Linked DNA regions of Homo sapiens: region 1 is linked to region 2. Evidence: read pairs that join two places in POLR2A ChIA-PET (ENCODE). Cell type or tissue: OCI-LY7. All regions are shown on one strand. Links, peaks and the distances in the headings refer to the core of each region. The heading gives the core; the rest is flanking DNA. Region 1 has its middle 17 kb from the start of ARID1B. Region 2 has its middle 190 kb from the start of ARID1B.

Evidence for each region. Peaks named below come from ENCODE experiments on the same cell type or tissue, not always from the same donor. Only the 100,000 strongest peaks of a DNase experiment are listed, where the experiment ranks them.
Region 1: POLR2A ChIA-PET joins it to region 2 with 9 read pairs; 1 of 35 experiments calls an interaction of 5 or more read pairs at or near these places.

Annotation. Positions count from the first base shown.
Region 1 is chr6:156,756,083-156,765,006 of GRCh38, forward strand. No RefSeq gene overlaps it. Among named protein-coding and RNA genes, the nearest start is that of ARID1B, 17 kb to the right of the region's middle. In OCI-LY7, for the core only: no CTCF peak of the experiment used is centred there; a DNase peak (open chromatin) is centred at 4,609; H3K27ac peaks cover 1,053 bases.
Region 2 is chr6:156,578,000-156,586,923 of GRCh38, forward strand. No RefSeq gene overlaps it. Among named protein-coding and RNA genes, the nearest start is that of ARID1B, 190 kb to the right of the region's middle. RefSeq lists an enhancer at 4,584-4,733. In OCI-LY7, for the core only: CTCF peaks have their summits at 4,615 and 4,831; a DNase peak (open chromatin) is centred at 4,722; H3K4me3 peaks cover 864 bases; H3K27ac peaks cover 1,914 bases.

The DNA.
Region 1 (8,924 bases), core at 332-8,331, 180 kb after region 2:
CTGAGAAGGGAGGATGGCTTTAAGCCAGGAGTTCAAGACCAGCTGGGGCAATAAAGTGAGAACCTCCAGTCTCTAAAAACAATTTTAAAATGAGCTGGGCCTGATGGCACGTGTCTGTAGTCCCAGTTACTTGGGAGGCTGAGGTGGGAGAATCACTTGAGCCCTAGATTTCGAGGCTGTAGTGAGCTATGAGTGCAGCACTGGACTCCAGCCTGGGCAACTGAGCAAGAATTTTTTTTTTTTTTTTTTGAGACAGAGTCTTGCTCTGTCACCCAGGCTGAAGTGCAATGGCACAACCGCGGCTCACTACAACCTCCACCTCCCAGGTTCAAACAATTCTTCTGCCTCAGCCTCCCAAGTAGCTGGGATTACAGGCGCATGCCACCATGACTGGCTAAATTGTTTTATTTTTAGTAGAGACAGGGTTTCACCATGTTGACCAGGCGGGTCTCGAACTCCTGACCTCAGGTGATCCACCCACCTTGGCCTCCCAAAGTGCTGGGATTACAAGTGTGAGTCACTGTACCCATCCAAGCAAAAGAGAGAGAGAGAGAAAGAGAAGGAGAAGGAGAAGGAGAGGAAGGAAGGAAGAAAAGAAGGAAGGAAGGAAGGAAAGGGAGGACAGAAGGGAGGGAGGGAAGAGAGAGAGGGAAAGAAAGAAAGAGAGAAAGAGAGAGAGAGAAAGAAAGAAAGAAAGAGAAAGAAAGAAAGGAAGAAGGAAGGAAGGAAGGAAAGAAAGAGGGAGGGAGGGAAGGGAGGACGCAAGGAAGGGAGGGAGGGAAGAGAGGAAAAAATGAAAAGGAAAGAAAGAAGAAAGAAAGAAAACGAACAGACGGAGGGACGGAGGGAGGGAGAGAGGGAAGGAGGGAGGGAAAGAAGGGAGGATGGAAGGGAGGGAGAGAAGAGAGAGGGAAAGAAAGAAAAAGGAAGGAAGGAAAGAAGGTCTAAAAGTTTTTTTTAATTAAGATTATAAAGTGAAAAGGTTACAGTAAGCTAAGATTAATTTATTATTGAAGAAATGAATGAATTGAATGCAGCCTCAGTGTCCAGTGTTGATAAAGTCTACAGTAGCATACGGTAAAGTCGTAGGCCTTCACAGACACTCCCCACTCACTCACTCACTCATCCAAGCAACTGCCAGTCCTGCAAGCTCCATTCATGGTAAGTGCCTTATACAGGTGAATCATTTTAAAATCTTTTAAATTGTATTTTTGCTGTCATCTTTCCTATGTTTAGATACACAAAATACTTAGCATTGTGTTCCAGTTGCCTGTAGTGTTCAGCACAGTCACATGGTGTACAGGTGTGTAACCTAGGAGCAACAGGCTGTCCCACACAGCCTAGGTGTGGAGTAGGCTATGCTGTGTAGCTTTGTGTAAGTGCACTCTATGATGTTCACACAAAGATGGAAGTGCCTAACGATGCATTTCTCAGAATGTATGCCCATCATTAAGCGACACATGACTGTTTATTTGTAGTTCTTCCAGTGAAGGTCTGTTAATGGTGAATTCTAATAGGGTGATCATTTAGCCCTCACTCTTGAATAAAGCGGCTGGATAAAGAATTCTATCCTGGGGTTTTCCTCCCTTGGCCAGGCACAGTGGCTCATGCCTGTAATCCCAGCACTTTGGGAGGCCGAGGCAGGTGGATCATGAGGTCAAAAGATTGAGTCCATCCTGGCTAACATGGTGAAACCCTGTCTCTACTAAAAATACAAAAATTAGCTGGGCATAGTGGCGTGTGCCTGTCGTCCGAGCTACTCAGGAGGCTCAGGCAGGAGAATTGCTTGAGCCCAGGAGGCAGAGGTTGCAGTGAGCAGAGATCGCCCCACTGTACTCCAGCCTGGTGATACAGCAAGACTCTGTCCCAGAAAAAAAAAAAAAAAAGAATTCTATCCAGGGGTTTTCCCTCCTTTCAGCACCTAGAATTGTTATGTCACTTCTGGGGTGTGTCACTGTTGTACAGAATTGAACGTTTTCCTTTGAAGGTAGCCTATTTTACCCCCTGTCTTTTCTGTGTCTTTGGTGCTCTGCAGTTCCACTCTCATATGTCTAGTTTTGAATTTGTTTTTATTTAACCTGCAAGGGCCTGGGGGCACTTCAACAATCTGAGGATTTATGTCCTTTTTCAATTTTGGAAAAGTGTCACTCTTTAGCATTTTATTTTTTTAATTGTTTTTAATAAATACTGAGAAGATACAAAACAATATTTTAAAAATATGTAAGGTATAAAGTATAATGGAAAAAACAAAAAATGAATAATAGTACAACCCCTATGTCCTCGCCCTCAAGTGTAGGAAAAGAGTGCCAAAGCCACACCATTGCTTTTGAATTCCTTGTCCGCCTCCCTAGACCCGCTGGTTTCCATTCTGGAGACCATTATAATCCTAAATTCGATAGTTATCATTTCCTTGTAGTTTCACAAAGAAATATAGTTATGCATGTTTTAAACTGTATATCATTTGACTAAAGCTGTGTTTTTCTTTGTTTTCTCCACTCAAAATTATGTTCTTCAGATTCTCGTGCATTGATGGACACAGGTGTAATTTATTCATACTCATTACTATATAGTATTCTGTCACCCATATTTTATTCATTCTGTTGTCAATGGACATAGATTTGCTTCTAGTTTTTTTATTAGTAAGAATAGTGCTGCTTGGGCTGGGCGCGGTGGCTCATGCCTGTAATCCCAGCACTTTGGGAGGCCAAGGCAGGCAGGTCACTTGAGGTCAGGAGTTTGAGACAGCCTGGCCAACATGGTCTCTACTAAATATCCCCATCTCTACTAAAAATACAAAAATTTGCCAGGCGTGGTGGCATGCACCTGTAAGCCCACCTACTCGGGAGACTAAGGCAGGAGAATCACTTGAATCCGGAAGGCAGAGGTTGCAGTGAGCAGAGATCATGCCACTACACTCCAGCCTGGGCAACAGAGTGAGACTCTGTCTCCAAAACATAAAAGTAAAAATAAAAATAAAAGAATAGTGCTGCTTTAAGCATTTTCATAAATGCCTCCTGGAACAGGACAGTTTCTCTAGAGTTTACACCTAGGAGTGGAATTGCTAGGTCATAGAGTATGTATGTGCATTTTCACATAGCAAAATTGGTCTCCAGAGTGACAATTAATTTACACTTCCATCAACAATATATGAGAAATTGTCTTGCTTCACATCCCATTCAACGCACAGTAGTGTCAGGTTTCCATTTTTGCAAACTTTGTGGATGTGTAACAGTACTTCATAGCAGAATTAATTTGTATTTTCCTGATTGCTAATGAGTGAGTGACATTTTGTACATCTATAAAACACTTGTGTAATTATTTTGACTCTTTGGTGAAAATAGATGTCTTTTTTATTGATTTGTAAGAATTCTTTACATGTTTAGGAGACTAATCCCTTGACAATTACACATTTAGCAAATATCTCATCCTAGTCTGTGGCTGGTCATTTCATTCTCATTAGAGTGTCTTTTGATAAATAGATGTTTTCATTTTAAATGTAGGCCAATTTGTCAATTTTTCCTTTGTGGATTTCAATTTTTGTTTCCTGTCTAAGAAAATGTTTACATCCCTAAGTTCAGATGAGTATTCTCCCAGACTAACTTCTAAAGTTTCTGTAGGGTTGTATTTCACATATAGCTCATTAATACACATAGAGTTGGTTTTTGTGTGTGACGTGATGTATTAGTGTTAAGTCCTAAGTACCCTTATGTATTCTACTCTTGTTTGTTTTTATAAGTATGTTCTTATCTACCATCTCACTTATATACACAGCTATACTAAGGGACGTAGAAAAATGGTACTTTTTGAGAAATTTATAGACTTGATGCTTAAAGGCTGAAAATTAAGTAGCTGTGTTTTCAAACTTGAGTGTTAAAGAATAACAGAAAAAAAAATCACAAAAAAGTAGGATGAAGACTGCTATAGAGATGAGAGCAGAAACCAAATAAATAACCACCATATAAATAATAGATCAATTAAACAGAAGTCAATTAAATAGGAAACACATAAATAATAGAAATGCTCAAGGAATCCAAAATACTGCTCTTTGAAAAGTCTAAAAAAGTAGATATCTGGTAAGACTACTCAAAAAAACAAAAGAAGAAAAGGCAAAAATAAATATTGTTAAACTGACAAAAGTGTCATAAGTTCAGATGCAGCAGAAATTAAAAGGTTAAGAGAATGCTTTAATCAACTTTATGCCAATAAAATTAAAAACTCAGAAGAAAAAATACTCATTTCCAGAAAAATGTATGTCTATTTTGCATCTATCCAGCTAAATTCTCTTGTTAATTCTAATAATTTCCCTGTGCATAATTTTCAGTTTTCTGTCTGGAGCAGCTATACAATACATGAACTGTTACAGTATTACTCTTCCCCCATTGTTTCTTTGAATGTCACTACAGTTGTATTTCTGGAATGCCAATAAAAGTATAGTTATTTTGTACTTCTCATTCTGTCCTCCAGGCCTCCTAACCTCTCTTTTGTATTTTCAGTTTGTTTGTTTGTTTTTTTTTTTCTGAGACAGAATCTTGCTCTGTTGCCCAGGCTGGAGTACAGTGGCATGACCTCGGCTTACCACAACTTCCGCCTCCCAGGCTCCAGCGATTCTCAGCCTCAGCCTCCCAAGTAGCTGGGACTACAGGTGCATGCACTATGCCCGGCTAATTTTTGTATTTATGAATTTGACTCCTGTAGTGTGGATTTATATTTGGCTCTCAAGGGTCCCAGAGTTGTTGTGGGCCTTGGCCCAATTTGTTTTTTCTTGTGCAACTTTTTTGTTAGTTTAGCAGCTGAGGATTCTCACCTTATATAGTGATGTGTGATGTGTCTCGGGTGTGAGGATGTGTATGTGTATTTGCGAGAGGTATTGGGTATGAGGATGTCTGTGCTGAGTGATTTCTAATTCTTCTACTCTTTAATACATTTACTTTACCTTGTCCTTATTCAAACAATCATGACTTCTAAATTATTGAGGCTCAAAAAAAGTTTTTCTCTATGTGATCTGCCAATATGTATGTACTGATTTTCTTTAAGTCAAAGATTTTTAAAAATACTTAATTCTAAAGTGAGAGGAAAATAGAAAATATTCTGCAGAACTGTCACACCAAACTTTGCTCAGTATATTATTTGAAAATTTTTCTCATGGTTCCTGCTTCCTTCAGAAAGCTTTTGCAATAAATTATATTAAAACAAATTCTATACAGAACACAAGACTGCCAGTACAGCAAAATGTGTGAGAAAATTTCTCACAATGGACTTTCAGTGGAATATGAACATCTCTTTTCTAGATGATATAACTTTCCTAAGATCTTAGAAGACATTTTAAAAGTTTCTCTTGCCAGGCGTGGTGGCTCACACCTGTAATCCCAGCACTTTGGGAGGCCGAGGCAGGCGGATCACCAGGTCAGGAGATCCAGACCATCCCGGCTAATACGGTGAAACCCCGTCTCTACTAAAAATACAAAAAATTAGCTGGGCATGGTGGCGGGCGCCTGTAGTCCCAGCTACTCCGGAGGCTGAGGCAGGAGAATGGCGTGAACCCGGGAGGCGGAGCTTGCAATGAGCCGAGATGGTGCCACTGCACTCCAGCCTGGGCGACAAAGTGAGACTCCGTCTCAAACAACAACAACAAAAAAAAAAAAAAAAAAAAAAAAAAACACAAAAGTTTCTCTTATACAGAAGGAAAGAAGAAAGGAGGAAGGAAGAAAGGAAGGAGGGAAGGGAAGGGAAGGGAAGGGGGAAGGAAGGGAGGGAAGGAAGAAGGAAAAAAGGAAGGAAGGGAGGGAGGAAGTGAGAAAGGAAGGAAGGGAGGGAAGAATAAAATCTAATAAAGTTTTACCAAATATAAATACATTTTTATATCTGTTCTTCATACCTAGCATTTCCCATTATTAATTATTGGTAGTCCTAGATATGCTGTGGTGTGAGTCAAAAATGTAAGAGCCAATTATGACAGAACAGCCTGGCAGTATGTGACCCTCGAATTGGACCCATCTATTGAGTTGGGGACAAAACGACAGCACCAAATTCAGCCCAGGCCATGGTGAGAGATGCCTCAGCGCAGGCTTCACCCGGGACCTGTAGACTGCGGCCGCAGGGCTTCCCCAGAATGGGAACCAGCTTGAGACTCCTCCAATCTCAGATTCTCCCTTTACTGGTTGTATAACCTGACACAAATTCTTTTTTTTTTGGAGGGGGCGGCGGGGGATGGAGTTTCTTGTCGCCCAGGCTGGAGTACAGTGGCATGATCTCAGCTCACCACAACCTCCGCCTCCCAGGTTCAAGCAATTCTCCTGCCTCAGCCTCCTGAGTAGCTGGGATTACAGGTGCCCGCCACCACGCCCGGCTAATTTTTTGTATTTTTTTTTTGGTAGAGACGGGGTTTCACCACGTTGGGCAGGCTGGTCTCGAACTCCTGACCTCAGGTGATCTGCCTGCCTCGGCCTCCCAAAGTGCTGGGATTACAGGCGTGAGCCACCGCACCCAGCAACCTGATACAAATTCTTTTACTTCACATTTTCCAGTATGCTTACCTGTAAAACAGAGATATTATCTACCTCATAGGATCCTTAGGAAGATCATATGAGGTCACAAATGCAGAGCCCATGGCACTGTGCCCTGTCACACCGCGAGCACTTGACTAATGTGAACTGTCAATGCAAGCAGTAGGCGTCAGGGCGTGTTCAATAAGCAGGGAGCTGATATTTGGCAATCCAGGCAGGCTGGCAGCATCATATACAGTTTTCAGCAGGTAACAAGATGACAGCAATGAACCAAGAGTTGAAGGACCAGATCCCAGTCCCAACGGAGGTGGAAGGATAAAATAGACATTGTGGCAAAAGCAAAGAAGAGCCCCAGGCTCAGGAGAATAGAGTAGGCAGGATTCAGTGGCTGGGGCTCAATCCTAAGAAACAAGACAAGGATGTGGTTAGCAAAACTGTTGGACAAAGTGAAGACTGGGCCTTGGCTGAAGGTACAGCACAGAACTGGAGGAGCAGTGGCAAAGGAGAACGGGTGTCCATTCTCAAAGCATCTAGACATAGCTTTGGAAATTCACTGCATGTCACCCTAATGAAGCCCCGTTAGCTGACTATTGGTCCCGGAGCCAGCGTAGGGGAACTTGCTGGAGATGATAAATAAAATATTTTTAGATTTATTTGTTTATTATAAAAGAAATTAAATCAGATCCTGACCGAATAATGTAATGCCAAGAAGCATATAACATATAGCATCTTATACTTGAGTTAACAAAGTTAGAAATTAAAACAAAGTATCTAGAAAATACATCACAACTCAGCTACAAATAGCCTATTTTTAGACCCATCATGCTAATAACTTTATTTCTCTGTAGTGCAAGGAAATATCTAATGTCTATATCTAATAATTGTAATAGTCTGAGCTCTTTGGCAGTATAGAGAAAAAGCATTTTCAACAGGGGTTTTAGTTATTTTTTTAAAAAAATCCCAAGGCTGGGCACGGTGGCTCATGCCTGTAATCCCAGCAATTTGGGAGGCCGAGGCAGGCGGACCATCTGAGGCCAGGAGTTCGAGACCAGCCTGGCCAACATGGTGACACCCTGTCTTTACTAAAAATGCAAAATTAGCTGGGTGCAGTGGCATGTGCCTGTAGTCCCAGCTACTTGAGAGGCTGAGACAGCAGAATCTCTTGAACCCGGGAGGTGGAGGTTGCAGTGAGCTGAGATTGAGCCACTACACTCCAGCCTGGGTGACACAGCTAGACTCTGTCTCAAAAGATAAAATAAAATAAAATAAAATAAAATAAAATAAAATAAATAAATCTCAAGTCTGTAGGGTGGCCACACAGCCTTTTTGCATGCCATTTAAAAATTATATATGTGCTCTGCATTGTACAACTTTTATTTCCCCCATGTTGTCTAGAAATTTTCCCCATGTTGATATCTGGAAATCATTAAAGCAATCCATGATGGCTGTTTCTAGTTCTTTGACTCTTGCTACGTGGAGCAGAGAACTTTTCTTCTATAATGTCCCAGGGCAAAATTCCACATTTCAGAAGTAGGGCTCCTGGGGAGGCCCTGTGGGCTTGGGGTTCCCTAACTACGAGAGCAGAGTACTGGCATAGGAGGGTGGTCGCCTCACGTTCTCCCTCCTGCAGAGACCACCCTTGCAGTATGTTCAGACGAGCAGAGTGACTGGCATGTGTCTTGAAAAAATATGGCTCCAGCAAGTGATGTTCTGAAGTCATTGCCCACGTTGTGACACGAGGATTCTGCTCAATTTCCCTAGAATAATGGATTGATCAGCCGGGCTCGGTGGCTCACACCTGTAATCCCAGGTCTTTGGGAGGCCGAGGTGGGAGGATCACTTGAGGTCAGGAGTTTAAGACCAGCCTGGCCAACATGGTGAAACCCTGGCTCTACTAAAAATATGAAAATTAGCCAGATGTGGTGGTGCATGCCTGTAATCCCAGCTACTCAGGAGGCTGAGGCAGGAGGATCACCTGAATCTGAGAAGTGGAGGTTGCAGTGAGCCAAGATGGTGCCAGTGCACTCCAACCTGGGTGACAGAGAGAGACTCCGTCTCAAAAAAAAAAAAAAAAAAAAAAAAGAAAGAAAGAAAGCAAAACAGAAGAGAAAAGAATAATGGATTGATTGCTAAGAACATATCCTCATGCATAGGGGCCTTGTGCCTGCTCAGGAAGTGTCGGGAAAGCTCAAATATATCAGTCACACTGGTCCCCTGCTTGGAGGAGCAGGCATTGCCCCAGTATTGCTCTAACTGGTTTCAGAGGTCATTCGTTCAGTGGAGGACCAGGTCCTAGGTTAGGCCCTGGATATGCAAAAATGTGGGGGTGCCCTTCTGGAGCACCCTTTTTGGGGTTGGGACATGAACACTCACAAATATTTACACCATAATACAATAAAGGCTAAGATCGTGATGCCCACA
Region 2 (8,924 bases), core at 513-8,512:
AAAGAGCTGAAAACAGCATTGCTCCCACACTAATATGAAAAAGCTAGACAATCTGAAAGTTCATTACTTTCTAAAAACTATCAGAGAACTCAGGTTTCAGAGAAATCAAATGGCCCCAAATCTAAAGAGATATAAATCTAAGACCTTCAGGGAAAGATGAGATATGAGCACTGGTTTCCCCGAGGTGGACACAAGTGTATGCTTGTAAGAGCAGTTCAGCTAACATAGTTAGTAAATTGCTGAAAGCTGAGCATGCACTGGCAAGTGTGTGAAGCCCCTATGAGTCAAAGAAATTGGAGAATATTGACCGGGTGTGGTGGCTCAGACCTGTAATCCCAGTACTTTGGGAGGCCAAAGTGGGCAGATCACTTGAGGCCAGGGGTTCAAGAACAGCCTGGCCAACATGGTGAAACGCCATCTCAACTAAAACTATAAAAATTAGCCAGATGTGGTGGAGCATGCCTGTAATCCCAGCTACTCGGGAGACTGAGGCAGGAGAATCGCTTGAACCCAGGAGGCAGAGGCTGCAGTGATCTGAGATCACGCCACTGCACTCCAGCCTTGGCAACAGAGTGAGACTCCATCTCAAAAAAGAAAAAAAAAAGAAATTGGAGAATCTGTCCCTTCTTCAGGCTTTTTTTCCAGGGACCCCACTGGGAGCTCACAAAAATTGAAAAGGGCCCTATGAAAGTGTTCTCTGAGGTGTAAAACAGGAGAAAAGAAGAGCAAACACAATGGGAGGGGTGCAAAATCCATCCACAGTCTTCTCTTCTATCACCTGTCTGAAATAAATCCTTAATCTGTGCAGGGAAGGGCAACAAACACTATTTTCCTTAGGGCACCAGTGAAAATACATTGCAGCTGGTGGAAGAGAACCAGAAAAAAAAAATACCCTATCACTATGAGGAGAGAGGGGAGTAAGAAATATGTGCTGGGTCCAGCACTACAGCCAGCAGAGGAGCAGGGTCATTGAGTCTTAGGAACATAGTGCCCATCTAAGACTGAGGTTCAATCAGAACAACAGAGAATATTCCCCCCCATTATCCCACTACTACAAGGCTAACTAGCATTGAATAACAGGTGAGAGTGTAGAACTCCTGGGACAGGGAGAGAAGAGGGACAAGAGCATATAAACAGACTTTTTCTGAAAAAAGAAAAAGAGGAAGAAGAAGACTTAAAAATGAGCATGGAACACACATTGAAGGAAAAACCCTCTGGCAAATCTGCCCCTTCTCTAAACAGTAGGTGTCATTAGAGAAATTTAAGGATTGTGATGCACTGAAGTTAACCATAGCAACAACATACCTCAGTCCAACCTCATCCCTAACTAGCTTATTTCACATCCCAGCACAAAGGCCCAGCAGGAACCAAAAGTGTGCTCATCCCAGCCTGCAAAATGATTGACCCTAGTTTACTGCATATATGAGATACCTGGCTTTCAGCAAAAAGTGAAGAAGCATGTGAAAAGGCAAGAATATAATAACACTGTTGAAGAGGCAAGGCACTCATCAGAACCAGACTCAACTGTGATGGGGATGTTTGAACTACCTAATAGAAAATTTTAAATAACTGTGATTAATATTTTAAAAGCTCTAATGGAGAAGGTAGACAACAGGCAAGATCAGATGGGCAATTTCAGCAGAGAGACTGAAACTCTAAGAAAGAATTAAAAGCAAATGCTAGAAATTTTTTTTAAATGACAGCAACAGCAACAACAAAAAGTAGCAGAGATGAAGAAAGTCTTTGATGACCTCATCAGTAGATTTGACCCAGCTAAGGAGTGAAGCAGTGATGCTGGTTCATAGGAATTACCCAAACTGAAAACAAAAAGAAAAATGAGGACACACACACACACATATATATACATACACACCCTTCACATATATTTAAACTGCTGAAAACAAAAGACAATGAGAAAACCTCAAAGGCAGCCAGAGAAATAAGACACATTATATATAGGAAAACAAAGTAAGAATTAAACAGCCTTCACATCAGAATTCACACAAGCTAAAAGATAATGGAGTGACATCTCTTAAGTGATAAGTATAAAAACAAAGACAGATGGAACGAATAGAAAATGGCTAACAAGATAGATTTTAATACAGATATATCAGTGATCGCATTAAATGTGAACAGTTCAACCACACCAGTTAAAAGACAAAATTGACAAATTGGATAAAAAAGCAAGACCTGTCCACATTATATCTACAACAAACTTCCTTTAAGCAAAAATACAAAAATAGTTTCTTAGAAAATGAAAAAAAAAAAGATAGACAAACACTAATGAAAAGAGAGTTGGAGTAGCTATATCAATATCAAAGTAGACTTCAGAACAAGGAATATTATTAAGAATAAAGAAGAACTTTATTTAATGATAAATAAGTCCATAGTCCAAGATGACAAAACTGCCCTAAATTGACCTAACAACAGAGCTTCAAATTACATGAATTACAACAAAACACAATGAAACTGAAAGAAGAAACAGACCAATCTACAATTATAGTTGGAGACTTCAATATTCCTCTCTCAGGAATCAACAGAACAAGTAAACAGAAAATCAGTAAGAATATAGGGCTGATCAACGCTATTGATCAAATTGACCTAAAGCAGAATACACGTTGTTTACAAGTGTACATTCCTTAAGAGAGACCATATTCAGACCATAAAACAAACCTTAACAAATTTAAAAGAATAGGAATCATACAAAGTATATTCTCAGACCATAATGGAATTAAACTAGAAATCAGTAACAGAAAGATTTCTGTTAAACTCCAAAATATTTGGAAATAAACAACACATTTCTACATTACCCATGAGTCAAAGAGGAAGTGTTAAAGGAAATAAGAAAATATTTTGAACTGAATGAAAACAAAATTACAGTATATCAAAATTTGTTGGAAGCAACTAAAGCATTGTTTAGAGAGAAGTTTGTAGCATTAAATGCTTATATGAGGGAAGAAGAAAGGTTTTCAATCAATACTCTAAGTTTTCATTTTGTGAAACTAGAGAAGAAAAGCAAATTCAACCCAACATAAGCAGAAGAAAGGAAATAATTAAGAGCAGAAATCAATAAAATTGCAAACCAAAGAAATGAAAGCATGAGAAAGACATTTTCAAACAGAATCTGACAAAATTCATTACCACAGCCCCACATTTTCTTAAAGGAAATGACTAAAACAAGTTCTTCGGATAGAAGCAAAATGATTCTGCATGAAAACAGAGATATAGAGTATTAGTTCCCACTTGCCGCTGTAATAAATGGCCACAAACATCATAATTTAAAACAATGTGCGTGTATTATCTTACGGCTCTGGAGATTGGAAGTCTGACATGGTTCTCACTGAGCTTTAAAATCTGTGTCCACGGTGCTGCATTCCCTTCTGGAGACTCCAGGGGATAGTCTGTTTCTTGACTTTGCTGGGTCTAGAGGTCTCCTGTGTTCCTTGGATCAAGGTCCTGTCCGCCATCCTTAAAGCCAGCAATGTCGGGCTGAGGCCTTCTCACACTGCCATCTCTCCTTCTCCTCTCCTGCCTCCCTCTTACACAGTTAAGTCTCCTAGTGATGATTAATTGGGCCGGCCCAGGATAATCCCTCGAACTGATGAGCAGCCTTAGTTCCTCCTGGAACCTTTATTCCCCCTAACATATTCACAGTTTCCAGAGATTAGAATGAGACGTCTTTGTGGGGGCCATTGTTCTGTCTACCACACACAGAAAGAAACGAAGAACAAGAGAAAGGATGGCTACACGGGTAAATCTAAAAGAATACTGGTTGTCAATAATGACTGATATTTTGTGAGGTCTTATATATATTTAGAATTAAATCCTGCACAAAAGGCAGGATTGAAGGTAAATAGAGTCAAACTTTTTGGGGTCTGTGCATTGTCCAGGAATAGACAGATGTGCAACTTTATATTCAATTTTAATAAGGTAGTGCTATTGTCATCTCTTGGTCCTTGGATAACCAGTAAAGGAAGGTATAACTTAACAGCTGATAGAGATGGGACATGGAATAATATTTTCGTTTCTTGTTTTCTCTGTCACCCAGGCTGGAGTGCAGTTGCATGATCATAGCCCACTGCAGCCTCAAACTCCTGGCCTCAAGCGATCTTCCCACTTCAACCTCCAGAGTTGCTGGACTACAGGTATGTGCCACCACACCCAGCTGCTTTTTTTTTTTTTTTAATAGAGATGGGTATCACTGCATTATCCAGGCTGGTCTCGAACTCCTGGGCTCAAGCGATCCTCTCACCTTGGCCTCCCGAAGTGCTGGGATTACAGGCATAGGCCACTGCGCTCAGCCATGAATAATTTTTAAATACATAAATAATCCAAAAAATGGGCAAGCAAGGAGAAGAAAAGGAACATAAAACAAGTGAGATAAATAGAAAATAAATTTTAAGATGATAGATCTAAGTTCCAAGAGTGTCATTTGAGAAATCCATAGCTCAGAAATTTAAGGTAAGTTGCCTACAATCACAGGGCTTATGAGAGCAGACAGCAATTCTGAATCCCAGTCTCTCTTAACCAAAGCTCATTGTGCCCAAGCCCCAGCCGCCTCTAGGGTGCTCCCTGAGCTCCTCCACGGTCACCTGGGCTCTCCTGGTAATGGCCCCCCTTTGCTGCCAAGCCACCCACACCTCCTGGATCAGTTTCAGCTTGATGGGAAGTTCTTTGTTTCTATAACTGCATGTTGTGGTCATGTACAGGTGTGTCTGCTAAGATTTATGACCATAAGCAAACGTCTGTTGCTGAGCTCTTCTGTAGTGGCAGCTGAGGTGCTGCTTGGTGCAGCAGGGGAGCCCGGGGAACGCATCTCACAGAAGAGTAAATTACACACCTGAAGTGAAAGAACCGTTCCCAGGCACAGACAGATCCATTTTGCACTCAGAAGCATCCCACGCACAGCTGTGAATACTTGCATTAGTGCCAATTAATGTAAGGTGGTACCAACTCAGAGAGGCCCTGAATTTGCTCTAGGGGATAAAAATGGAGGTGGGGGAGGTGAGGAAGGAGAAAGGAAAAATAGAGTTTTCCCTGCTAAATGGAAACATCTCTAGGAGAGTCCAGCAGCTGGATGACTTGGTTAAGAAGGAGTGACCTGCCCACTTTCTTCAATTAGACATTTTACTTTCCCCAGCTAAACCACAACAACAAACAGAAAGACGGGGACAAGGAATGGTTTAGAAGCAGGATCACTGATGTTGCAGAAAGGAGCACCGTGAATCAGGACCTCTCACCACGCATGCCTCATGGGGTTCAGAGCATTTCAGCCCAAATGAAAATGAGGCAGCAGCTAAAAATTCCAACACTGCCTTCCCCTCCCACCCACATCCAGGCCCACGTGTGAGGCGAGGCAATTCAGGTATGGTATTACAAACAAGCCCCTCATAACTCTTCATTTTTAAAATCATAATATGTTGATTTTTATGTTTTTCAACAGTTTTCATACTCTGTCTGTAGCAGGACCTTCCCACCGCCTTGATACCCTTCACTGTGCTTCAATTTATTGTGTTTTTAGATGAAATTCATGACCATTGGTGCCTTCACCGCCACAGAAAATGAGACGTAAAGGAGTAGGCCACACCCACCTGAGCTTTCCCTCCCCTCACAACATCCTGGCCACTGGAGAGATTTGCTGTTCAATTCAACAACACATGTTGAAACCTATGCTGTCCCAGACTCTGCTGGGAGTTGAGACTGCGGAGATGACTAAGACCTGGCCCCCATCCTCAAGCAGCTCTCAGTGCAGGGACGGAGAAACACCTGTAAGCGGACTCTGCAGTGGTAAGGAAGGTACAACTCCCAGGGGGCTACCCCATTCAGAGACAGTCTCAGAGAATGCTGAGCACCAGCCCTGATCACCGCCAACAACTCATCCCTAGAGGTGAACACATTTTCCTATGAAAAAACAACTCATCCAAATGGGATCACATCAAGTTAAAAAGCTTCTCCACAGCAAAGGAAACAATGAACAAAGTGAAGAGACAACCCACACAATGGGAGAAAATGTTTGCAAATTATCCATCTGACCAGGGATTAATAACCAGAATATACAAGGAGCTCAAACAACTCTATAGGAAAATATCTAGTCATCCAATTTAAAAATTGGCAAAAGATCTGAATAGACATCTCCCAAAAGAAGACATACAAATGGCAAACGGGCACGTGAAAAGGTGCTCAACGTCACTGATCATCAGAGAAATGCAAATCACAACTACAATGAGATGTCATCTTACCGTTGTTAAAATGGCTTTTATCCAGAAGACAGGCAATAACAAATGCTGGTGAGATGTGGAGAAAAGGGAACCCTCCTACACTGTTGGTGGGAATGTAAATTAGTAGAGTCACTATGGAGAACTGTTTGGAGGTTCCTCAAAAAACTAAAAGTAGAGCTATCATATGATCCAGCAATCCCACTGCTGGATATATACCCAAAAGAAAGGAAATCAGTTTATCAAAGAGGTACCTGCACTCCCATGTTTATTGCAGCACTGTTCACAATAGCCAAGATCTGGAAGCAACCCAAGTGTCCATCAACAAATTAATGGATGAAGAAAATATAGTACATATACACAATGGAGTACTATTCAGCCATAGAAAAGAATGAGATTCTGTCTTTTGCAACATGGTGGAACTAGAGATCATTATGTTATGTGAAATAAAACAGGCACAGAAAGACAAACTTCTCGTGTTCTCACTTATTTGTGGGAGCTAAAAAAACAGTTGAATTCATGAAGATAGAGAGTAGAAAGATGGTTACCAGAGGCTGGGAAGGGTAATAAGGGGGTGAGGGGAAGGGAGGATGGTTAATGGGTACAAAAAAGTAGTTAGAATAACTTAGTAGATAGCATAACAGGATAACTAGAGTCAATAATAATTGTAGATTTTAAAATAACTAAGATGGCATAAATTGGATTGTTTGTAAAACAAAGGATAAATGCTTGAGGTGATCAATACCTCATTTATCCTGATGTGATGACACATTATACACCTGTATCAAAAATCTCATATGCTCAATAAATATATACCCCCAGTATGTTCCCACAAAAATTAAACATTAAAAAAAACAACTCATCTATTCCTCTTTATGCCTCCATCAGAAACCATTTCAAACAGCAACTAGAACTCTCACACACTGCCTGGGGGAAGACAAAATGGTACCACCAATTTGCAGAACTGTTCTGCAGTTTCTTAAAGGTAGATATACATTTACCACGTGGCCCAGCAATTCTCCTAGGTTTTTACCCAACAGAAATGAAAACTTATGGCCACACAAACATCTATAGTTAAGTGTTTATAGCAGCTGTGTTCATCGTAGCTCAAACTGGAAACAAGTCAAATGTTTAGCAATCATTGATAAGTCAGATTGTGGTACATTCATAAAATAAAATAATATTCATGTATGAAGAGAAGAAACTACTGATACACACAACATAGATGAAAAAAGACACATACACACACAATTTTGAGAAAAAAATTATTAAAGTGCATCAGCCTTTCTAGATTTGAAATATTTTTGGAATTCAAAAACTATATGAATATTTTAGAGTTTGTTCCTGAATGCTGAAACCAAGAAAGTTTTTTTTTTGGTAACAAGAATAGTAACAGAGTAATGACCAATAATGCAGGTAAATTCAATTGGATCATGGGCCAGCCCACGTTTACTTTATGATTGATGTTATTGATATTGTTTTTCTAAAAACTATGATAGGCTCACAAGCTGATATGGTCATTTTAGGGAGGCTAGACCACTGCCTTCCTGATTATGTTACCTAATTAAGGGTTCCAGTCGTGAGGTGTCCAGGTTCTTGGTGTGTTCAACAAAGAATTGAACGACACACAAACGAGTGGTGAAGAAGTGGATTTATTAGAGCAGAAAGCAGGGAAGGAGCAAAAGCAAAAGTACACTCCACAAGATGAGAGCAGGCTCTAGCAATTGGCTCAAGAGCCCTGGTAGCAAAGTCTTTGGAAGCTTAAGTACTCCCTAGAGGTTTCTCGTTGCTTACACCCTATGTAAATGAAGGACTGGCTCGCAGCCAACTAGAGGCTGAGGTGAATTGGCCCATGGCCAATCCAAGACTGATGTAGTTTGGTGCTTTATGCAAAGGAAGGTCCTAGAATGAACCAATCATTGGCCAGAGTGCAGATTTGGCCTGTGGTCAATCAGAGGCCGATGTGGTTTGGCATCTTATGCAAATGAAGGTCCTGGAATGGGCCAATCATAGGTCAGTGTGCAGACTCCTCAGCTCCAGGGAGCCTGTCCAAGTCGTCCTTAGATTCCCTGTCTCCAGACCCTATTCCCCTGCCTCAGTTACACAAATAAAATGAATTCATGTTACAGTATTAATATAATACTAATTCTGAGAATTTCAGAAATAGCCCAAATTAGGGTTGACTTCTAGGTCTTTGCCTCTGTAAATACATGTGATATCAATGACAGTAAAGTATCAAGGCATCAGAAGACCTTGACCAAAGACTTTTACCTCCCTTTTTTCTGTAATCAATAGATTCAAGCAAAAGTCAACCCACACTACTGAAATATGAATTTTTTTTCAAATATCTGAATAGTCCTGGATTATTCAGCTGACACAGCCTACTTGGATTATTCAGCTTACAGACACAGAGGAGTTTTCCATGGACTTGGCCTAAAAGTATCCAGGTGGGGAGAGAGATGGGAGGTTCTAGTTCCTTTTATTCCCCCTTTGGGGAAGAGACAGGAGATTAGGGCTTTTAATTATTTGAGATGCTGTTGGGCAGGTGACTCCCTGCATTTCAACTAAATCATAAAACAACAAACTAGTAAATTTCCCAAAAAAAGAGATATTTTGAAGAAGTAAATGTTCTGATGTGACTATTCTCCCATGTTGCAAGATTTAAGTATCTTTGGAAAATGGATTCATAGATCTTGGTGTAATTGGAAT